Regions from separate parts of the Homo sapiens genome. Here regions 1 and 3 are each linked to region 2. Evidence: chromatin loops called from intact Hi-C (ENCODE). Cell type or tissue: IMR-90. All regions are shown on one strand. Each heading gives the region's core, and the rest is flanking DNA. Links, peaks and the distances in the headings are about the cores only.

Region 1 (7,898 bases), core at 1,921-6,920, 400 kb after region 2:
TGTGCAGACATACATAGGCTCAAAATAAAGGGATGGAAGAATATTTACCAAGCAAAAGGAAAGCAAAAAGAAAAAAAAAAGCAGGGATTGCAATTCTAGTCTCTGATAAAATATACTTTAAGCCAACAAAGATCAAAAGAGACAAAGAAGGGCATTACTTATACAAAAATTAACTCAAGATGGATTAAAGACTTAAATGCAAAACCTAAAACCATAAAAACCCTGGAAGAAAACTTAGGCAATACCATTCAGGACATAGCATGGGAGAAGACTTCATGACTAAAACACTAAAAGCAATGGTAACAAAAGCCAAAATAGACAAATGAGATCTAATTAAACCAAAGAGCTTCTGCACAGCAAAAGAAACTATCATCGGAGTGAACAGGCAACCTACATAATAGGATAAAATTTTTGCCATCTATCCATCTGACAAAAGGCTAATATCCAGAATCTACAAAGAACTTAAACAAATTTACCAGAAAAAAACAACACCATCAAAAAGTGGGCAAAGGATATGAACAGATGCTTCTCCAAAAAAGGCATTTATGCAGCCAACAAACATATGAGAAAAGCTCATCATCACTGATCATTAGAGAAATGCAAATCAAAACCACAATGAGATACCATCTCATGCCAGTTAGAATGGCGATCATTAAAAAGTCAGGAAACAACAGATGCTGGAGAGGATGTGGAGAAATAGGAATGCCTTGATATTGTTGGTGGGAGCATAAATTAGTTCAACCATTGTGGAAGACAGTGTGGTGATTCCTCAAAGATCTAGCACCAGAAACACCATTTGACCCTGCAATCCCATTACTGGGTATATACCCAGAGGATTATAAATCATTCTGCTATGAAAACACATGCACACGTATGTTTATTGTGGCACTATTCACAATAGCAAAGAGTTGGAACCAACCCAATTGCCCATCAATGTTAGATTGGATAAAATGTGGCACATATACACCATGGAATTCTATGCAGCCATAAAAAAGGATGAGTTCATGTCCTTTGCAGGGACATGGATGAAGCTGGAAACTATCATTCTCAGCAAACTAACACAAGAACAGAAAAACAAACACGGCATGTTCTCACTCATAAGTGTGAGTTGAACAATGAGAACACATGGACACAGGGAGGGCAACATCACACACCTGGGCCTGTCAAGGGGTGGAGGGCTAGGGGAGGGATAGAACTAAAAGAAATACCGAATTAGATGACAGGTTGATGGGTGCAGCAAACTACCATGGCACGTGTACATCTATGTAACAAACCTGCACATTCTGCACATGTACCCCAGGACGTAAAGTCTAAAAAATAAAAATAAAAATAGATGGGATGAAAAGAGCATGAAAATTTTGAAGACCAAAACCAAAATTAATTCAAATCAAAATAAGTGCAGAGTTTATTTTTAACAAATGTCATAGCTATGACACCTTAATACAGAATTTGTCAGTCAGACCTTAAAAGCTTATACACAAAAATACCAAAAATGCCAAGGTTTGGCATAGCTGGTAGCTGGGAACAGTGTCTTCGTTTGATTGCTGTCTATTATTTCCAGCATGCTAAATCCTTACCCACGTTTCAGCTTCTAAGTAGGTTGATGCTTCACTCTGTCTCCCGTCCAATTAATTATTTCTCATCATTCCCTCAATCCAAGTAACAAACCTTGAAACACGAGCATAGACACCAGGCTTATTGGGGCGTGCACAGCCAAGACCCCAAGAAGTGACTCCTTGTAAAATGTATTTGTCCTTCTCGAAGCAAACCAGAGGCCCTCCACTGTCACCCTAAACAGAGGTAGGGGAAAATTCATGTGAGCTTTAAGCTGCCAACCTTTTAATATGGGATGCCATCCTTCTCTTATCCATATGTACATTTTCCCAGTAATTCAAATCAGAAAGGAACTTATGAGCATATTACTCAAGCATCTGCAGTGCTTAAGTACTTAGCAAAGTCTATTCAACAAAACCACATCACTTAGTTTTTTCCTGGGAAAAAAAATAATCCCTTGTGAATCCTGCATGCATTGCTTCCTAACTTGGTGTTTCCTTTAGACTGGGCTAGCCTGGACATCATTGTTAAGTGTGTGTAATTTGTCTCGGTCCTGTACCCTCTACCTTCCTCTCTACTGGAAAAGCCACCACTTCAGTCACTGGTGACCAGCACACACCAGGAAGGTGAGTGGCCTGAGGTAGTTATGGCACTTACGGCTCCCTTGCTATGGATCTGGAACTCAAGCCCCAAGACGTCTCCTTAGATGATCTGAATATGCATTCAGGGACAGATCTGGGGAGTTTCTGAGCAACACTTAGACTGGGGTCTTCCACTGACAAAACCTTCCTGAATTTGCCACTTTGGGACTGACGTCTAAGGGACTGAGACTGAGACGGGAGAGCACAAGACTTTGATCTATTGATCTTTTCTTACCTGGCAACTGTCAGTGCCTCTGGCCAAATGCTCAGCACAAATATACTTATAGTGATTGCACACTTCATTCTCAATAACAAGGAGCTGGGCTTCCTTGAGAAGGCCAGTCCCAAAGGTACCTGTGTTTAAAAAGATGAAAGAAATGGTTACTGAGGCCAAAGCTTGTTCACGAGGAAATTCCAGAAGAACAGAGCAGTGGAGCTGGACCTCCTGTCTGTCCGTGAGGCTGCAGAACACAAGGCAGCTCCCAATGCCACTGGACTCTCTGACCCATTAAAGTGCAAATGTCATATAAGATTTTATGTTCCCAAGACCTGGATTCAACAATCTGGGCTTTGTCATGCTGCTTTGGGGTTGGTTGTTGTTTGTGTACTTTTTGCTTTTCTTTTGAAGCTATCAAAATGATTTTTACAATGTAAAGAGAGTCTGAGAAATACAATTGCTATTCTTTTTATATACTTTTTTCAGATTTTTATATGCTTCTTTTACTATTACATCATAATGCACAATTTCCTATACTGATTTTTTCAATCAATGTTATATCATGAGTTTTTAAAAAAATGCTACAGTCTTCATAACTAATATTTTAATGAGGAGTGACTGCTTAATGGGCATGAGGTTTCCTTTGGGGATGAGAAAAATGTCCTGGAAATATGGTGACGGTTGCACACCATTGTGAATGTACTGAATGCCACTCAGTGGTACCTGCAAAAATGGTTAAAATAGTAACTCTATGTTGTATAAATTTTATTGCAATAAAAAAGAATAGTCATCATTTACTAAGAATCAACCTTTCCAGGCACAAGCTCATAATGTGGTATATCTCACTTAATCCTCACAACGGTCCTATGAAACAGGCACTTGTCATTCCTGTTCTTCAGTTGAGGAAACTGAGGCGTAAGGAGGTTGTATAGCTCAGCTTGAGTCTGGGTCTGCGGAGTCGCTGCCCAAATGCTTCCTCCCCATGCGTGTTGGCCCCACTCTTGCTTCCAACCTTCCACATGTTTGTTCATAAATTTCATTCTTATTCCTTATTACTTTCTGAAGTCTCAGTTCCCATAATTATATAGACATATTTCTATCTCACAGTAACATTGCCAAATTATTCTCTAAAAGGGTGTGACAGTGGAAAATGTCACTGGAAAACAATTACTTTGCCTCACCCTTGTGATATTCAATTTTTAAAATATTAGCTAACATAGTAGGTGGAAATTGTCCTGATTCATTTTCTAATTTACACTTCCTTGACAATTAGGGAGAAGAAATACTAGGGACAATTCTCCTCGTTGTAGTTCTTCTTTTGTGAAAAACTGCTTAATTTCCTTCGCCAAATTGAAACAGAACCTCTGCTAAAGTGCCAGAGGAAATGCTGTTTTTCCAGATGGACATGCCCAGGGATTTCTCAGTGCTCTCACAAATAATCCAAGTTTCCAATGTTGCAAGCCCAGCTCTCATTAGAATTTTGCAAAACTTTGCAAGCATGGCACAGGCTAGAACTGAGGCACTCTCTCCTGCTTTCCCCAAAGCCCTTGACTGCACTTAGATCATTGTCTTCGGTGTCAGAAAACTGACACCGAATCTGGAGTTTACATGAGCAGCGTGGAAGAGTCTCTTCCGCAGAGCTGCATGGAGGAAGCTCCTCCTGACTACCGAGCATTGGGCATGGGATGCATCACCTGGACTGCACAGATGTGTAAAGGGGCACCCTTCTCAAAATATTTTGCTGAAAGTTAAGTTAGGTGTCACTGCTCTCAGATTTGCTCTCTGAGCAAGGCAAACATCCTGATAAGAGGGAAAACCCACCAGGAGTTGCTGGGAAATTAATGCAGTCTATGAGTATGTGCTGCCATCTCGTGGCCAATGTAGAGATGGCACCTCTGAGGGCAGGGTGGGCCACAGGTAACCTGAGGATTGAAGCCCTCTCTGATGGCGCCCTGGAGACAGGGCCACGGGATCAGCCCAGTGATTGCAGATGAGACTTACATGGATGAGCCCCTTGGCCTCAACACCACTCTGCACTTGGTACATCCAAATCCGGGAAGGTCTGGACACATGAAGGGGAGAGGGGGAGAATTTTGACCTCCTTCTGAGAAGCTGAGAACACCCATTGATCTGATGTCATTATTAACATGTAGAAAGTTGATAAGCAGGCCTGAGTTATGTATGTGGCTCCTCCTGGTCTAGTTGGTGTTCTGAAAATCCTTTTCTCAGTGGACATGTGGGTGAGACCAGAGGAGACTGGGAGCCCAGTGCAGGATGGTGGTTAGAAATGTGTGGATGGGGGTGGGAGAGAGGAAACAGTGAGTGGGCTCTGGGGTCAACACCCAGCTACACCCTGGTTATGTGATGTTTATTTATGATGATGGTGGTGATGATTAAACCAATGGTGATAGTGATGGTGTTAATGATGGTGATGGTGATGGTGGTGCTGGTGATGATGGTGGTGCTGGTGATGATGATGGTGGTGATAATGGTGATGGTAATGATAATGGTGATGGTGGTGGAGTAGTGGTGATGGTGGTGGGTAGTAATGATGGTTACAGTGATCATTGTGATGATGGTGATAGTGATCATGGTGGTGGTGATGATGGTTACAGTGATGGTGGTATTGGAGATGGTGTTGATGGTGATTATGATGGTGACGATGGTGGTGATAGTGATGGTGGTAGTAATGATAATACAGATGAGGAAATATAGAGGATAGTGATGATGGTGGCAGTGATAATGGCAGTGGTGATGATGGTGGTGATGGTGATAGTGATGATGGTGGTGGTAATGTTAATGGTGATGGCAGTAGAATTGTGGTGATGGTGATGTTGGTAGTAGCGGTGGTAATGATGATGGTGGTGGTGATGGTGATGTCATGCTGATAGTAGTGGGACAGTGGTGATGGTGATGGTGGTAGTAGTGGTAGTGGTAGTAATGATGATGATGGTGGTGGTGATGGTGATGGTGATGATGTTGAGAGTGATGATATTGGTGATGGTGGTGGAATGGTGGTGATGGTGATGGTGGTAGTAGTGGTAGTGGTAGTAATGATGATGGTGGTGGTGATGGTGATGGTGGTAATGATGTTGACAGTGATGATATTGGTGATGGTGGTGGAATGGTGGTGATGGTGATGGTAGTGCCAGTAAGAATGATGATAGTGGTGGCGATGATGTTGATGGGGATGATGGTGGTAGTGGTGGACGGTGATGATGATGATTATGTGTAATCTTAATCCTCACAATTATCTCATATGTAAGATGAGAAAGCGGAGGCTAAAAGAGATTAAATAACTGCCCAATGTCACATGGAAGATGGGAGAGCCAGAACTCACACCCAGATCCTTATGATTTTAGCTTCATGCTTTCATCAGTTGAGGTATCATAGAGGCTCTGTTTGCTTTCTGGCTGCCCAGCAGCTTTTTGCCCTACCTCCCATAATCCTCTTGAAGGATCTATCTAACTTTTGCCCCTTATGGGTATTAGTGGGGTCTTGCCTTCACCTCCAACATGGAACAATTGGTGCAGGTCAGAGCCAGTCAGTGATGGGTTCAGGGGCAGGACTGTGACCCAAGTTTGACTTCTCAGAGTGGGCAGACTATTGTTCACATAATTGGGAGAGTGGCCTTTCTTATTCTTTCCCGGTACAGCCACAGCACCACAGCATCTGCAGCCATGGGAATGTCACCTTTGTGCCCCCAAATAGTGCCTACTCCATGATTGGGAGGACCTGGGATTTGGGGCCATCATGTGAGCCTGAAAACTTTGCAGCTCACTAAGAATTTCCCTTGTTTTGCTTAATCCAATTTGAGTTGGATTTTCTGTCACTTGCAAGAAAGAATCATGTTAGATATAATTCTATTCTTTATTAGTAGTAGGAGCTGCCATGATGGAGTGCTTAGGATGTGCTCAGCACTTGATGCACTTTCTTATTATTTCCCCCATAACAGCCCTGCAGCCCACATCAGCTGAGGAAACAATCAGCGAGAGCTCACGACTTTTCTAAGTCCTGACAGCCCATAGGCAGGAGCCAGGGTTCCAATTCAGGTTTGTCTGTACCACCCTCCACCTTCTCTGAGCCCCAGCTTCCTCAATGGTAAAATAGGAACAATAATACCTAACTCACAGTGGTTTGTAGCATTTAAATTTTAAAATATGCAAACACCAGGAGCAGCCTCCCACACCCATAGGTGCCCCTCATTTGCCAAGTTTCCTTTTACCTGGCCTCAGTGCTCCCAGACTCAGCAGTGCAGAAAAAGGGAACAAGGAGTCAAGGAGGTGAGGTTTTAAAAATAATAGGAAAATGACAGAAAAAGGGAAGCCTACTTTGAAATTATCTAAACCTGTGGTTTTTAATCTTTTTAAAAACACAAAAAACATTTTATCAAATCAAAGCTTATGCAAAAGGCTGATGTGCAAAGCACCATTTGAAAATGCTGGTTTTACAGATAAGGGATTAGAGCCAAGTGGTACAAAGAGGTAACGTGTCTAGTTCAGGTCTATCTGGCAAGTGGCAGAGTCAGAACAGTTTTCCAGGGCCCCAGACTCCCAGTGCCCTTGCCTGCACCTCTGAGAAAGTAGAGCTGAGACTTTAAGACAGTTTCAGTTTTCCTACTGCCAAGGGGGTAAGGCTGACGGATATAATTATTGTCAGGGCATACCGCAAAGAGAAGAAGGAATCCATAAAATGTAGTACAGGTGCTGATACCACATCATGCACAAAAATATTCCCTCTCTTGCTCTCACCCATCAACCAATACCAAATGCCATCCTAGACTTGGGGCCATGGGAACTGTCTGCCTCTCCCCCAGCTTCAGGTCCCCTGCCTAACACCCTCACACACACATTAGACATGTGGGTATTTGGGAAGAAGAATAGTTTAATTACAACTTTTGTCGTTACTGTTTTGCACCATGTTTAGAAACGCAGTCTGTCTAATTTCACATGAAAAATAATCTAACACCCTTAACTTGAGGGCTGGGTCAAAACCCCACTTACCTGGGGAAGCAATATGAATGCTGAAATTATGATTAAGAGACTCAAAGACCTCTACTGGTGTTTGTTTTTGTTGTAAGGGAAACATACAATCATTACAAAAAAAATTAAAAGATTCTGAAAACAAAAAAGAGAGAGACTCAAGGAAATGGCACCGCTCCCCTTGCCCAAGTCCCTTGAAGACTGATTATGGAGACATAGACAGGTGTCCAGGCAAAGTCAGGAGTGGGTAGACCACATTCATGGGTAGGAATTTGTACAACTATCTCCAAAATGCTCATTTTGTAACATGCACTGAAGGTCAAAAACAATTTGTTACGTGGGCAATGGAATTGATCTCACCTTGGGTTTCTCCCCAGCCAGTGATGTAACATTCAGTCCTGGCGGTGACCATGTAGTCTGGGGATGGCAGACAAGCTGGCATTACTTTGTCAGTGATGACGGCAGGCCTGTAAGGAAAGTATTAGCAGTTATGTTTCACTGCCC
Region 2 (7,898 bases), core at 1,836-6,835:
GGGGTTTCCCACACGCATGACGCATAGGGATGAGCTGGTCCCGGGGTTTCCGACACGCATGACGCATAGGGATGAGCTGGTCCCGGGGTTTCCCACACGCATGACGCATAGGGATGAGCTGGTCCCGGGGTTTCCCACACGCATGATGCATAGGGATGAGGGGAGCCTGGGGCTTCCCACATGCATGATGCATAGGGATGAGCAGAGCCCGGGGTTTCCCACATGCATGATGCATAGGGATGAGCAGAGCCCGGGGTTTCCCACACGCATGATGCATAGGGCTGCACAGAGCCCGGGGTTTCCCACAGGCATGATGCATAGGGCTGCACAGAGCCTGGGGTTTCCCACACGCATATCGCATGGGGCTGCGTGGAGCCAGCGCTTCCCACCGCTTGTACTGTTCAGGTTGTTCTGTTATTACCAGGCGGCCCAGGTTACATGTGGAGCTTTCCTCAGACAAAGCCTCTTTAGATAGGTTCCCCCAGATAAAGGTGGGCCATGCCAAGAGTCGGACAGAAATCCAGGAAAACTCAGGGCCTCAGCATGTGCACTTTCCAGAAACACAAGGCTGAACCTCACTCCCGGGTGAAGGAGGCAGCTTTTTGAGGGTTGCTCAGTGGCCTTGGGAAATCTGTATCAGCGTCCAGTGGTAGGAAAGGCTCCACAGGTGGCAATCCCACTGCAATGGCTACCACTCCCGAGAGTCCCCTAGAGTCCGTCCCAGGGGTGCTGGCATGAAGTCAGATGCTCTGTTATCTTCTTGATCCTCTCCCTCTTCCCCCTCTTCTCTTCCTCTCTGCTGTCATCTCTGCTCTTCTCCCACTTCTTCATTTTTATAGTACTATTGGTATTATTATTAAGACACTGAAATACCTCTCATCTAGCCATAGAGCAGGCATTTGATCTTGATTGAATGAATGAGTGACAGAATGAAGGAACAACAGGCCTGCTCAATGCAACCTTCTCTGGGGACTGTGTACCCTGAGCCATTATGACACAGAATCAGTCCAAACAAGGTGTTAATCATATTAGCTGTGAGTGCTTCGCAGAGTCTGAAGGGCAAAGAACTCCACAGGTCAGTTTTTATTGTGGTGGAGGGAAGAGGGGGTAGCAGAAAGGTCCACAGAGAGGAATTTCTCATCCCTCCACCTTTTGTCTTAGTTTTGCTGAGAGCAGACCTCATCTGTGGGTGGCACTAGAGTTAACCCAGTCTCTCTAAATGAAAGAGTTGTACACGTATGGCCAGGGAGTTCTGAGGAGCCTGCCCTTCCCCTGCCTCGTCCTTGTGAAACAGGGATCTCTCCAGCAGAAAGGCAAATTCTGCATGCTCAGGCAGGGTGAGGCAGTCAATGCCGGCCAGCTTTCAGAAGACCCTTATGCCAGAGAGGCCCAGTCTTTGAGTTGTACCCTCCTCGTCCCATTTGAAATAGACAGCATGGTGTTGATTTGATTTTAAAGGACAGTAAATACATTTTATTTTGTTTGAGAAATATTTTGAGAAGTGTTCAACAGCCCTTGTATTGCCTGGAGATGTCCTGGTGTCATCGGGTAATATACATGGAGCATCTGCTCTGTGAGTGTTTTCCGTGGGGGACAAAGGCTGCCCCAGGAGAGATGAGGCCCCTGCTGCACAGAAGGAAGGCTACATAGGAAGCGATGGCTCCCTTTTGGTCTATAAATCTTAGGTGACACTAGGAGTCTGAGTGACCCACAGAGCTGTGACCTGGGCCACATGGGCTAGCGCACAGTGACCCCAGGTCCTCATCCTCTTGAGGGATTACAGCCCCAACGTGGGGAGGGCAGGCTGCACTGAGCAACAGCATCACCCCGCTCAGGGCTGAACGTCAGACCGAGGAAAATGCCAGATAGTGATGAGTGGTGTTCGCAGGTGTGTGCCGGAGTCCCCTCGGTGGCTGTTATCACAAAAAAGAAACACTGAAGCAATAAAGATAATGGACCACATCGCTCAAAAGAATGGGAAGTTGCCTCCTGCTGATTTAAAGGTGAAATCTAGGAAGGGGTATCTCACATCACTGAATCTGGGGCTGGGTTCTGGTGCAGATTCGTCTGGGGCTGCCAGGGGAAAGAGCAGAACTGTGCCCCTTGTCATGGGTGTGAAGCACGGTGGTGGCAAGGCTCACCTCCCCAGGGGCTCCCAGGTGGCTCTGCTCATGACAGCGTGAGTGTGGCTGATGCTCTCCCTCCCTCCTAGATGCTTTCCCTCGAAGAGGATGTCACCGAAAAGCTGAGCCCTTCATTTGCAGACCTGTTCCGCACGCCGCGCCTGAGGAAGCGCACCTTCATCCTGATGTACCTGTGGTGAGGGGCGTTCCTGTGCGTCTCTCCAGGCAGAATCAGCACGCTCGCCCAAGCACTGGGCTATAGATTAGAGACAGTGGAATACTCAGGTGGAAAAAGAGAAAGGGAAAAAGAATTGTAATATAGTTGTGAGTGGTCAAAGAGCTCTTTTTGTTTCTCCCTTGGGGATTGAATAATAAGGAAAAGGCTTCATTTTAGTGAGGAGCATTTGTTACCTTTGGGAGATCACCAGTGGGATGAGAGAAATAGGATAAAGGGTTATCGGGGCTGCCTCCGTTCCACATGGTCTCATCTTCTGGGAATAGCCAAGTCTTGACTCGGCGTCAGAAGGTGGATGAGAGCTCCTGGAGCGTTCGAGGAGGAAGTTCCATTCCTCATATCTAAACACCCTAGAGACCCTACCTGAGCATCTCTGTGCATTTGTTACCTATTGACTAGAGAACGCACACCCACATGGACCCACGCACACACGCTTTGCACATTCCAGGGGTCTGCATGCTCCCCCAGCTGCTGTCACGAGCAGGAATCCCCTGCCCTGCTCCCTAGGAGGATGCTGGCTCACCTCCTCCGCACAAGGGCTTTCCCCTCAGCATACAGTGAGGGCCCCCCAACTGCACTCTGGGCCTGGCCCCTTCAGCGGGAGCAGCTCCGCTACCCAGGCACACTTGTTTGCTCTTCTATGTGAGGTTTTATTGGAACAAAGAGTTTGTAGTAAGTCAGTGCCTGGCATATTGCAGACCCTAAATCAATATTTGCTGAAAGTTGAATGAGTAAACACTGTGCCCCAGAATCTGTCCAGGTTCAGTGTGTCCTGTCCTGCCTCAACCTTCACCCTCCCTGTCTCCGAGTTTGCCGCTGGGGTCCTGCACCCAGCCACATGCTGGGCCCGTGAACCTTTGCAAATAGCCCCATGTACCTGGTGGGTTTCCATGGATACTCAGTGTTGAACTCAGCATGGAGGCTGGGACTGGCCGCTGCAGTGGAAGTAACTGCCCGCTCTGCTACGCTGTTCAGCTCCCCTCCCCAGCTCCGAGACTCCCCACAAGGCAGTGTTCTTGACTCTTCTGTTCTGTTACCCCCACATCCAGTCCTCTGGCAAGTTCCATCAACTGGCTTGGAAATGCCTTCAGAACCTGCTGCCTCCCATCTTGGGCACCCTGGGTTCCCTTGCTGGGGTTGTAGTAGCCCTGTCCTTGGCACTAATTCTTTGTATAAATGTCAGCTGTCTCATGGACAGTTCTGCAGCATCTCTTACCTGCATTACTGTAGGCACCTTCTGGGTGGCCTGCTGGCTTTACCCATGCCCCTCGGTGCTCCACAAAGCAGGCAAAGGCATCCCTTAGAGCTCAACAGACCTTGTCTCTCCCTGTTTACCCTCTGCTGGCTTCCTAATCACTGAGAATAAAGCCAGATCCTTTTCTGTGGCCCACAAGGCCTCACGCCTTTGGCCCCTGAACGCCCTTTTCTACTGTCCTGCTGGTTGTCATGACTGAGACTCGAAAGGTCTGTCCACCATGTCCTGGCTGTGTGACCTTCCAAAGGGCCTTAATCTCTCCGTGACTCAATTTCCCCCTCAGTAATGGGAGAAGTGATAGTACCTATCTCACAGATGTGTTGGGAGGATTAAGGAGATTATATGTGTAAATGACATAGAAGAGGGTACAGCATCCATGCAGGAAATGTTCAATGTCAATGTGGTTTTTTTTGTTATTTTAATACACACATGCAATTCATGAGCTCTGCCCACAGGTGGCAGCCCGGCACATTTGTTAACTGGCTTGTTGACAGGAAAATCAAGGTTACACGTTCCTTTCTCTTAAACCAGTTTCTTTATCAGTAATATGACTGCTGTCTTTAACTGGCTAAATGGTACAGAGGCACTCAGGCTAACCTCAACTCCTTGAGTTGCAGGCAAGCACCTTGTTTCTTGTTCTCTTGACCCTTTGTCCAATCAGGAATAATTTAGGACTAGAAACAAAAGCATCCCAATGCTTCTTTAGGCGAAATTTTATCAAAGAAGGATACATTCCTTAGCAACATGCATTTTCATCTCAGTTTTGGAGCTGATAGGCAATCTGCATGCTGGGATGAGACAGTAATTTCTTATTGACCCAAATCTGTTCTCACAATGTAAATATGACTGTAAAAGCTTTCTAGCTTCCAAATGATATTTTCCCCCCGAAGTGACACATGAGGCACCCTACATTTTGGCTCAGGTGAGAGTGATTTAGCTAGGCCTCGGGTCTGTGTGCCATATGCTGTAATGTTGCTACATTTTCTCAAATATGGACGGAGGGGGTGTGCAGTGAATGGAAGAGCGTAGGTGAATCAATAGCGCCCACTAAGGACAGCACAGTAAAGGGCCGGGAATGCCATGGTGCGGTTGGAAAGACCTGGCCCATGCCTCTGTCTGTTGTGCCCTGAGTCTTCTGAGTGCCCTGAGTGCATACTGTGTGCTGGGAACTATAATTGGCACTTTTGTACGCTAATTCAGTGAGTACTCAAGACAAACAGATGTGGGAGGTACTATTACAATCCCATTTACAGACGAGGGAACTGAGGCCCAGAGAGGTTAGTTAACTTCCTCAAGGTGACACAGCTCATAAAGCAATCCGACACCTGGCCCCTTACTTCCTGGTCTCTCCTGCCCACCTCCTCGTAGGCCTGTTGGGGTGTCAGATGAGGTACGCACGTGCAGGGCTTGGTGCAGAACCAGACATTTAAATCTGCAGTGAACAGTAGCCATCCTCACGTGCAGTCTCCAGGAGACTTGGAGGCATATCCTACAAGTCAGACTCTCACATCTATCATGAAAAAAATGTATCATTGGGGCCCTTCTAGGACACTCTTTCTCATTTTTACTCCCCTCTTCTCATATTGCTCTAGGGCATTCTAAACCCAGTGATTCATGCTCTTTCTCCATCTGCGAGGGGCTTTTTTTTTTTTTTTTTTTCTTCAGTCTCTGACTCATGCCTTTGACTTGAAACCTCCTCTTGGCTCAGGTTCACGGACTCTGTGCTCTATCAGGGGCTCATCCTGCACATGGGCGCCACCAGCGGGAACCTCTACCTGGATTTCCTTTACTCCGCTCTGGTCGAAATCCCGGGGGCCTTCATAGCCCTCATCACCATTGACCGCGTGGGCCGCATCTACCCCATGGCCATGTCAAATTTGTTGGCGGGGGCAGCCTGCCTCGTCATGATTTTTATCTCACCTGGTAAGTTGGTAAGTTGTCTGCTTTCATCATTTCCCAGGCAATCGAAGTGTGGGGAAAGTGTTGTGACTCTTTGATAAGCCTCTGGAATGAGAACAAAGATGAGGTGCTACCTTTGTCTACAAAGTTTTTTTAGATTTTAAATTGAGGGGCCGTGCACAGTGGCTCATGCCTGTAATCACAGTACTTTGAGAAGCCAAGGCAGGTGGATCACCTGAGGTCAGGAGTTCAAGACCAGCCTGGCCAACATGGTGAAACCCCATCTCTACTAAAAATACAAAATTAGCCGGGCTTGGTGGCGGGCGCCTGTAATCCCAGCTACTTGGGAGGCTGCTTGAACCCAGGAGGCGGAGGTTGCAGTGAGCCGAGATCGCACACTCCAGCTTGGGAGACAGAGTACAACTCCATCTCCCAAAAAACAAACAAACAAACAAACAAAAAAACCCCCAAAAACAGCAAAAAAAAAAAAAATTAAATTGAGTTTTAACATACATACAATCAGCAAACTATAAGTGCATGACTCCATGAGTTTTTAAAAATGTGTACACCCGGGCAGCATGATCCACGTAAAGATGGGGAACCTTTCCAACTTCTCCAAAGCCTCCCTCAGGCTCCTTCACAACAACCCCTGCCACCCCTCCAAGGTCACCACTACTCTGCCCTTTGTCAGCACAGATTGTGCCTGTTCTTGAGCTTCATATAGATGGCACCATACCAAATATACTGTTTTTGTTATTGTTGTTGTGTTTTGAGACAGAATCTTGCTCTGTTATTCAGGCTGGAGTTCAGTGGTGCAATCACAGCTCACTGCAACCTTGAACTCTTGGGCTCAAGGGATCCTCCCGCCTCAGCCTCCTCAGTAGCTGGGACTACAGGCGTGAGCCACTATGCCCGGTTAATGTTTTTATTTTTTGTAGAGATGGGGTCTTACTATGTTGCCCAAGCTGGTCTCAAACTCCTGGGCTCAAGCAATCCTCCCACCTCAGCCTTTCAAAGTGTTGGGATTATAGGCATGAGCCATTCATCATTGCACCTATGAGACCCACCCATGTTGTCACATGAGAGTGTAGTTGGTACTTCAAACAAAATTATTGTGTAGGATTCCACTGTATGAATATGACACTCTGCATCCCTTCCACTGTTGATTGTCACTTGTGTTGCTTCCAATGTTTGCCACTTATTGGGACTAAAATCATCCTTGCACGTATCTTTGGGCAGGCACATGCTTTCATTTCCCTTGGGTACAGGTCTGTGAGTACACTTGCTGGGTCCCAGGGAGGCATATGTTTAGCTCTAGCAGACACTGCCAAACAGCTTTCCAAAGTGGTTAGACCATTTTATACTCCTCCCAGGAACACATGGGAGCTCCGATTACTCCAGATCCTCCCAACACTTGATCTGGCTCATCTTTTTAAGAGTGGCCATTTTGGTGGATGTATACTTTAGTCTGTAATTCTTACAATCAAAGATAAACCAAGCTACATTTAAACCTAAAGCAGATTAACTTCAGTCAGTTTTAATTTGAGTACGTAAATTGCCTTTCACATTCATTGCTCTTGGATATGTTGTAAAATAAATACAAGGGCAGATCTGCTCTTTTCTCAGTTTTTACTGCGTGTGCTCTGCACTTGCTGATTTAGTGAGTCATTTTGGCAGGCTTTCGTGCAGGGTATTGTAGAGACTGTTCTGTGAAATCTGTATGCCCAAGAACTAGGCTGTGTAGATCAGGCTGGAAAGAAAAAGGGTTGGGGAAAGAAAGCTCAGTTTTCTTTTCCCTTTTTTTCATGGAGAAAGAACAGAGAACACAGGAAAAGGGGCAGCATGGATCTGAAATAGATTTTGCTCACTTTCTTCCCAATCTCTCTGTTTCTGGAATCCTGGGTAAGATGTGATGGATGGGCATACTTTTAAAAAGTTCACAGCACTGAGTGCCAAGAAGGAGGGCCATCGAGGGCTAAGTCCATTCAGTTGTCACCTGGACAGAGCCCAGGCATCGTCCCCTCCCCAGCCCCCTCCTCCCAGCTCCTGTCCTCCCCTCGTCCCTCTGTCTTAGTCCTTATCACATTTTAGGACAGTCATTCATTCAACCCGCAGGAAATATCTCCAGGCCTTCTATATGGCTGGCAGGTATCTAGGTCCTAGGATTTCAACCATGAGCGAAGCAGAGAGAGTTCCTGCTCCATGGAGCTGACATTCCAGAGGGAAAAGAGAAGGATGTCAGTGCTTTCTACAATGGGCACGGGAGGCCTGAAGAGGCCTAAATGAAGTGGGAAGAGCCATGTAAAAATCTGGGGAGAGTTTTCTGACACGTGCAAGGCCCTTGGGGTGAGAAGAATGTGGCATTGGAGGGACTGCTCGGGATCTA
Region 3 (7,898 bases), core at 1,921-6,920, 280 kb before region 2:
ATGAAGGAATTTAAAGGAAAGGGTATGAGGGAGGTGACTTTTTAAAAACTTTGTATTATGATAAATTTTCAACAAAACCAAAGTAGAGAAAAGAGCATCAGAAGCTCTCATGTGTCCTTTTCCAAGTTTCCACAATCATCAACATAAGGCCAATATTGTTTCAGCTAAACTCTTTCCCACTCCCTTTAACCCATGGATATTTTAATGCAAATTCCAGATATCATATATTCATCTGTAAATGTTTTATTATGCATTTCTATTTAAAGACCTCTGGGCATGGTGGCTCATGCCTGTAATCCCAGTACTTTGGGAGGCCAAGGTGGATCACTTGAGCCGAGAAATTCAAGACCAGCCTGGGCAACATAGCGAGACCCCCCCCTCTACAAAAAGTTTAAAAATTAGCCAGATATGGTGGTGGGTGTCTGTAGTCCCAGCTAGCCAGGAGGCTTAGGTGGGAGGATCGCTTGAGCCTGGGAGGTTGAGGTTGCAGTGAGCTGTGATCACTCCATCACACTCTAGCCTAGGTGACAGAACGAGACCTTGTCTCAAAAAATTAAAATAAATAAATAAATAAAACTTATAAAGAAAACTCCTAACCACAATGCCACAATGCCATTACCACACCTGAAAAAATTAGCACTATTCTCTAAAGTCATCAAATATTCACTTGGTATCATACATGTGTTGGCTTTTTAAAAATACAATTAGTTCGAATCAGCATTCAAATAAGATTTGATTGTGATTAGTTATGTCTCTTAAGCCTCTTTTAACCTATAGGTTTTTCTCCCTTCCTTTTTTCTTGCAATATTTTTGTTGAAGAAACCTGGTCATTTTTGGCTGTGTCTCCACATGCATTTAACCTGTTCCTCTGTCTTGGTGTTCTAGAGCCTCCATCTATTTCAGGTCTGATTTTATTTTGGCAAGATTATTTCACATGGATGTACTTCCAGCCATCAGATTGACTCCTCTCTTTCTGTGGCGCTATCAGCCATTGATAATTACCTGAATCAACCAAAAGCAGTTTTACCCCGACCCCCACCCCACCTAGGGACATTTGGCAATGTCTGAAGACATTTTTGATTGTCCTGACTAGGGAGGAAGGATGCTACTGGCATCCAGTGGGTAGAAGACAGGAATGCTGCTATATATCCTACAACAGTCAGGACAGCCCCCTAACCCCCAACAAATATAATAATATGTTGATTAACAACAGGGATACATTCAGAGAAATGTGTCGTTAGGAGACTTCATCATTGGGCAAACACCATAGAAGGCATTTAGGCAAACCTTGGTGTCATAGCCTAGTATACACCTAGGCTATATGGTATAGCCTACAAATCTAGGCTACGAATCTGTATAGCATGCTGCTATACTAAATACTGTATGCGACTGTAACACAATGGTAAGTATTTGTGTATCTAGACATAGAAAAGGTACAGCAAAAATACAATATTAAAACATTACGGGACCACCGTCATATATGCAGTCCATCATTCACTGAAATGTCATTTTGCAGTGTGTGACTGTAATTATCTAATCTAAATTGTCAATAGTACTGAGATTCAAAATCTTTGATAAGATCTGTTTATTCCTTAGAGTTTCAAAGGGGGTTATGTTCTGCTTCTATTATGTCTTCTTTACTTATTAGCTGGAACAGGGCCAACATATATTAGGATTTTGACACATTTACTTCATCTATGCCCTTCCTCTTTTTTTGTTGTGGTTGAAGGATTGAAAAGCAAATCCCACATATCATCTTATTAATCCTAAACATATTTAAAAAATGGACATTTTCTTACATAGTCATAATGCTTTTATCGCACCTAACAAAATTAGCAATAATCTTGGTATCCATATTCAAATTTACCTCAGTAAATGTGAACTACATATTTACAAATGCTGAACTACAGCATTTTCCCTTTTTGTTTTATTTTTCAAAATTAGGATTCAAAAAAATCCACATGTTGTATTTTTAGTGGTTCTGTCTTGAGAACTTTCTAACCTAAAGCAGTGGAGCTGTCTGTGTAAGCCCTTGTATGTCTGCAATATTTTTCTTCTACCCTCATATTTGACTCATAGTTTTGTTGGTATAGTGTACACCATGGCTGCCTTCCTAGGATTCATTTAAACTTCCTCCTTCCTGATAAAATCCCGATCTTATTTGGATGTCCACTCCTCCCTCTTCAGCCACATGCCTCAAGAGAGGCTCATTCTGGAGGAGAGCATGGGTAGTCTAAGTGTATTTCACCCATCTGGACAGATTGGTTCAACCATGAGCATGCGATTCTTGGCTCTAAACCCTGAGGGGATATATATAGTTTTTTTGTTTTGAGACGGAGTCTCGTTCCGTCGCCCAGGCTGGAGTGCAGTGGTGTGATCTCAGCTCACTGCAACCTCCACCTCCCGGGTTCAAGCGATTCTCCTGCCTCAGCCTCCCAAGTAGCTGAGATTACAGGCGTCAGCCAAAACACCTGGCTAATTTTTGTATTTTTAGTAGAGATGGGGTTTCACCATGTTGGCCAGGCTGGTCTCGAACTCTTGACCTCAAGTGATCTGCCCGCCTCAGCCTCCCAAAGTCCTGGGATTACAGGTGTGAGCCACTGCACCCAGCCTGAAATGTACTTTATTCTAAAAGAGAGACACTCAGACATGTTTCTTTTCTGGGCATCATCAGGTCTGGATGAGATGCTGGAACTGCACCTCTCACCTCAGGACCCATCTCAGAGTTAGCCTGACCCTAAAGATGCCAAAACAGAAAGAAGGAGAGAACCTGGCCCAGCCACTCCTAGACCTGGTCTGTCTTTGTGCTTATTTATATAGCAAGAAAATATAACTTATTTTTAAAACCCTGTTCAAATGGTGGCTGCTCTTATTTGCAGCTGAAACATCCTCATGGATAGACATGGGTATAGAATTTTAGGTTGAAAATATTTTTTTCCTTAGGATTCTGGTATCATTGCTCCAATGCTTGCTTTAAAAAATACTTCTATTTTGAAATAGATTAACAGGAAGTTGTAAAATTAGTACACAGAGGTTCCACATACCCTCCCCAGTTTCCCCCAGTGGATACATCCTACATAACTATAGCTAAATATACCAGGAAGGCGACTTGGGTTCCAATACTTTCTTATGTTCAGTATCGTTATTGGAAAGTCAATGCCATGATGAGTCCTTTTCTCTTTTTAATGTAACCTAATTTTTCTCTGCGGAAGCCTCCAGCATCTTCTTCTTAGCCCTGATGTTCTGAAATTTATTGACGGCATGCCTTGATGTGGTCTTTTTTCATTCATTGCTCTGAACATTCTGAGTCTAGAGGCTTGTGGCTTTGGGGTCCTGGAAAATTTATGGTATTATGTATTTGACAATTTCCTGTCCTCTGTCTTTATTTCTTCTTTGAACAGTGTTTTGGTGCTGAGCTCCCTGGATTGCTCTCTGATGACTTTATCTTTTGTTTTCTATTTCCCGTCTTTGCCACTTTGTTCTTTTCTGTGTCTGACATTGCCTCCACCTCTGTTCTGTCCCTCCTGGTCCTGGTTCCTTGTTTTCTTCTCAGAGGGGTCTCAGGATGAATTGGCCCATGTATGAGTTTTCTGTTGTTGGCCTAATAAATCCCCCTAAAGTCAGCAGTTGAAAACAGCACACATTTATTATCTCAGTTTCCACCAGTTGGAGTCCAGTTATGGGGCCGCTGGGCTGTCTGTTGAGGTCTCCCCAGGCTGACATCAAGACATTAGCTGAGGCTGGGGTCTCCTCTGAGGCCCAGGACCCATTCAGGTTGTTGGCAGAACCTGGGTTGTTGTAGTTGTAGGGCTGAGGTTCCCACCTCCTAGGGGTGCCCCCCATTTCCTGGCAGGTGGTCCTCTCCACCTGGGTAGTTTGTTTCTTCAAGGCCAGAAGGAGAAGGAGAGTATCTGCTGTGCTTCCTGTGTCTTACCTCTAGACACACCAGGACAACATCCCTTTTTATCAACTCAAAGTTAACTGATGAGGGGCCACACTCCAGGGGAGGGAATGCTATAAGGTGTGTACACCAGGGGGTGGGAATTGGAGGCTACCTTAGGATCCTTCAGCCCACAGTACCCTCATGTGCTCTTCTCATGCATCTCTGATTATAGCCTCTTGTTCTCACTCCCCAAATTTTGTTCCTAGTTCTTGCCTGGCAACATTACCTCGCCTATCCTTTCTGTCTTTTCACTTCATCTTAGTGGTTCTTTTTTTTTTTTTTGCAGGTTGGGGGGCATGAATGTTTGTGGTTCGTTTACGATGTTTAACTCAAAGTCCTTGAGCAGTTAAATTTTTGAAGGTGTGAGTTTTTTCTTAATGAGTAATGCAGAGTGTTTCAATGCAACACACTCTTGTCTGATAATTTATCGCTGAACAGCCTACTGAACAACTTTTAGATAAAACCTACCTGAGGGAAAAAAATCCAAGTCACCACTGGATGGCACCAAAAAACAAGGAATTTAAAGGGGCTTCTCTGCCTGCTGACGTGTCACATAGAGCTTCATTTTCCCAAATGTGAGGGAGAAATGCTATTTATTTATTTATTTAGAGACGGGGTCTGGCTCTGTTGCCCTGGCTGGAGTGCAGTGGTGCGATCACAGCTCACTGCAGCCTCGACTTCCTGGGCTCAAGCAATCCTCCCACCTCAGCCTCCTGAGTAGCTGGGACTACAGGCACACACAACCATGTCTGCCTAATTTTTTTCTATTTTTTTGTAGAGACACAGTCTCACTATAATGCTGGTCTCTAACTCTTGGGCTCAAGTGAACCTCCCATTTTAGCCTCCCAAAGTGCTGGGATTACAGGCCTGAGCCACCGTGCCTGGCTGGGGATGCTATTCTTTGAGATACGTGTTGATGAGCTTTTGTTAGAAGAGCTTGTTACCGTGCTCTTTACCCTGAGGCTGAGGCTCCCTCCCCTGAGAAGCTGCACCACCTGGGACAGACATAATTGCCTGGCTGGAGTCTCACACAGGGTTTTATTTTTTATTTTTTTAAAATTTATTATTATTATACTTTAAGTTTTAGGGTACATGTGCACAACGTGCAGGTTTGTTACATATGTATACATGTGCCATGTTGGTGTGCTGCACCCATTAACTTGTCATTTAGCATTAGGTATATCTCCTAATGCTATCCCTCCCCCCGCCCCCCACCCCACAACAGTCCCTGGTGTGTGATGTTCCCTTTCCTGTGTCCATGTGTTCTCATTGTTCAATTCCCACCTATGAGTGAGAACATGTGGTGTTTGGTTTTTTGTCCTTGTGATAGTTTGCTGAGAATGATGGTTTCCAGTTTCATCCATGTCCCTACAAAGGACATGAACTCATCATTTTTTATGGCTGCATAGTATTCCATGGTGTATATGTGCCACATTTTCTTAATCCAGTCTATCATTGTTGGACATTTAGGTTGGTTCCAAGTCTTTGCTATTGTGAATAGTGCCACTATAAACATACGTCACACAGGGTTTTAAAAAAGTTCATTGCAGCTGGGCGCGGTGGCTCACACCTGTAATTCCAGCACTTTGGGAGGCCAAGGCGGGCCGATCATGAGGTCAAGAGATCAAGACCAGGACATGGATGAAGCTGGAAACCATCATTCTCAGCAAACTATCGCAAGGACAGAAAACCAAACACCACATGTTCTCACTCATAAGTGGGAGCTGAGCAATGAGAACACATGGACACAGGGAGGGGAACATCACACACCGGGGCCTGTTGGGGAATGGGGGGGCTAGGGGAGGGATGGCATTAGGAGAAATACCTAATGTAGGTGACAGGTTGATGGGTGCAGAAAACCACCATGGCACATGTATACCTATGTAACATAACTGCACGTTCTGCACATGTAACCCAGAAATTAAAGTATTATAATAATAATAATAATAAAAGAGATCGAGACCATCCTGGCCAACATGGTGAAACCCCGTTCTACTAAAAATACAAAAATTAGCAGGAGACTTGCTTGAACCCGGGAGGCAGAGGTTGCAGTGAGCCGAGATCATGCCACTGCACTCCAGCCTGGCAACAGAGTGAGACTCCGTCTCAAAAAAAAAAAGTTCATTGCAGATACCATTGAAGGACAGGAGTTCTGGGAACTTCTGAGGCCGAGCTGTAAATATCAGAATGTCTGGCCTGAAGGACGAAAGCACGGAGTGTTAATTTTCAGACAGACTGTGGGGATGTGGGGTGAAGAGGGGACGAGGTCCTAGAAAGGGAAAACCAACTGTGCTTCCTTCTACTGTCACACACTTCACATCAGACACCAAACAGGCAGGGTTTTCTGACACCAACCAATTCTCCATTTTTCTGTGGATGCCAGCTGGATGTCCTATGATTTAATCCAGTTCTGACACCATCTGCCTAGAGTTAGCATCAGATCTCACAGGTGGAGGGCTCAGCCCCACAAGGCTGCCCTGCTTCAGATGCCAATCGCAGGTCTGGACCTCCCTTCTGACTCCTGACTGGCCGGCTATGAACTGTGGATTCCCACAGCCCCCTCCTTGAATTCGATCGTTTGCTAGAATGGCTCACGGAACTCAGGGAAACACTTTACTTTTGTTTACCCGTTTATTATGGAGAATACAACTTAGGAACAGCCAAATCGCACTGGGCAAGGAGGGGAAAGGGTCACGAAGGCCCAGCACTTCCGTGTGTTCATCAACCCAGAAGCTCTGAGAACTACGTCCTTTTGGGTTTTTACAGAGGCCTCATTACGTAGACACGATTGATTCCAACATTGCCCCCTCAGAGGCTGGGGAGTGGGGCTGAAAGTTCCAGTCTCCTCATGATCTGGTTGGTTTCTCTGGTAATCAACCCCAACCTTAGGCCTTTCCAAAAGTCACTTCACTCACACAAACTCATGAAGCAAGAATAGCCTCCCTACAAGCAACAAGAGATGCTCCTTTTTCACCTTTGTAGCTCCAGAGCTGTTCGGGAACTGGAGACAAAATCTAAATATTGTAACAAAAGCTGCTCCTGTCATTCTTATCACTTAGAAAAGTACAAGAGTTTTAGGAGCTGTGGCTGGGAGCCAGGGACAACACCACAATGCGTGTTTTTTTTTTTTTTTTTTCCGAGACGGAGTTTCGCTCTGTCGCCCAGACTGGAGTGCACTGGTACCATCTCGGCTCACCTCAACCTCTGCCTCCTGGGTTCAAGCGATTCTCCTGCCTCAGCCTCCTGAATAGCTGGGATTACAGGTACCCGACACCACGCCCGGCTAATTTTTGTATTTTTAGTAGAGACGGGGTTTCACCATGTTGGCCAGCCTGATCTTGAACTCCTGATCTCGTATTTCTTATGATCCCACAGTATCACCAGAGCCTGCTAGTGCTGCCAGTAGGCCCTGGAGAAAGGAGGCCGAGGTGGACTGGGTGCAGACCCTCCCCATGCTCAGACTCCAGGGTGGTCGGCCCAGAAGCTTCCAGAGCCTGGAGGTGAGGCAGCAGTGTTCTGCTTCCTGCCTGGAAGGCCAGTGGGGGGGCTGAGGAGCCTTGAGTCCCTGGGTGGCCGCAGGCTGGTGGAGTGTGTGTTGGCAGGAGCCTGCAACAGCGTCCTGGGAGGCTGCATCTGCCACAATTCACAGAGAAGATGCACACAAGCTCCCCTGTATCACTGTGCGGGGGCTCGGGAGGTGGCCGGGAACGAAGTGCTCGTGTGACTGTCTTGGAGAGATGTCGGGTGGGGCAGGGGTTGTCTCAAAGCCAGGAGAGACAGCTGAGGGAGAGCAAGGCCTGGAAACAGGGGCGCCTTAGGCCTGCCTGTCACCTCAACTGCAGGGGCCACGCTGCCCGGGGCCTGGCTGTGCCTGGGGTCCACCTCTGCCCAGCTTCCTGGGGGCTCCCTCCAGGGTGCTGCAGAGGTGTGGGGCCGGCCCGTTTCCTGGGACACC

Evidence for each region. A loop is a pair of places that touch in the nucleus more often than their neighbours do. Peaks named below come from ENCODE experiments on the same cell type or tissue, not always from the same donor. Only the 100,000 strongest peaks of a DNase experiment are listed, where the experiment ranks them.
Region 1: a loop joins it to region 2, with 5 times the contacts of the local background. A loop is called at or near these places in 22 of 110 quality-filtered maps.
Region 3: a loop joins it to region 2, with 10 times the contacts of the local background. A loop is called at or near these places in 5 of 110 quality-filtered maps.

What each region holds. Positions count from the first base shown.
Region 1 is chr6:160,530,101-160,537,998 of GRCh38, forward strand. LPA (lipoprotein(a)) reads right to left here. Exons shown (of 39, transcript NM_005577.4): 37 at 7,755-7,861; 38 at 2,431-2,549; 39 at 1,382-1,790. The coding sequence ends at 1,629. The region is part of intron 1 of LOC124901454 (a long non-coding RNA gene); the gene reads left to right. Among named protein-coding and RNA genes, the nearest start is that of LPA, 130 kb to the right of the region's middle. In IMR-90, for the core only: a CTCF peak has its summit at 4,284 (motif pointing left); no DNase peak of the experiment used is centred there.
Region 2 is chr6:160,134,332-160,142,229 of GRCh38, forward strand. SLC22A1 (solute carrier family 22 member 1) reads left to right here. Exons shown (of 11, transcript NM_003057.3): 5 at 1,889-2,003; 6 at 2,213-2,319; 7 at 5,322-5,536. Among named protein-coding and RNA genes, the nearest start is that of SLC22A1, 16 kb to the left of the region's middle. RefSeq lists an enhancer at 1-760. In IMR-90, for the core only: a CTCF peak has its summit at 4,072 (motif pointing right); DNase peaks (open chromatin) are centred at 4,090 and 5,230; H3K27ac peaks cover 668 bases.
Region 3 is chr6:159,859,008-159,866,905 of GRCh38, forward strand. No RefSeq gene overlaps it. Among named protein-coding and RNA genes, the nearest start is that of MAS1, 28 kb to the right of the region's middle. In IMR-90, for the core only: a CTCF peak has its summit at 4,440 (motif pointing right); a DNase peak (open chromatin) is centred at 4,454; H3K27me3 peaks cover 164 bases.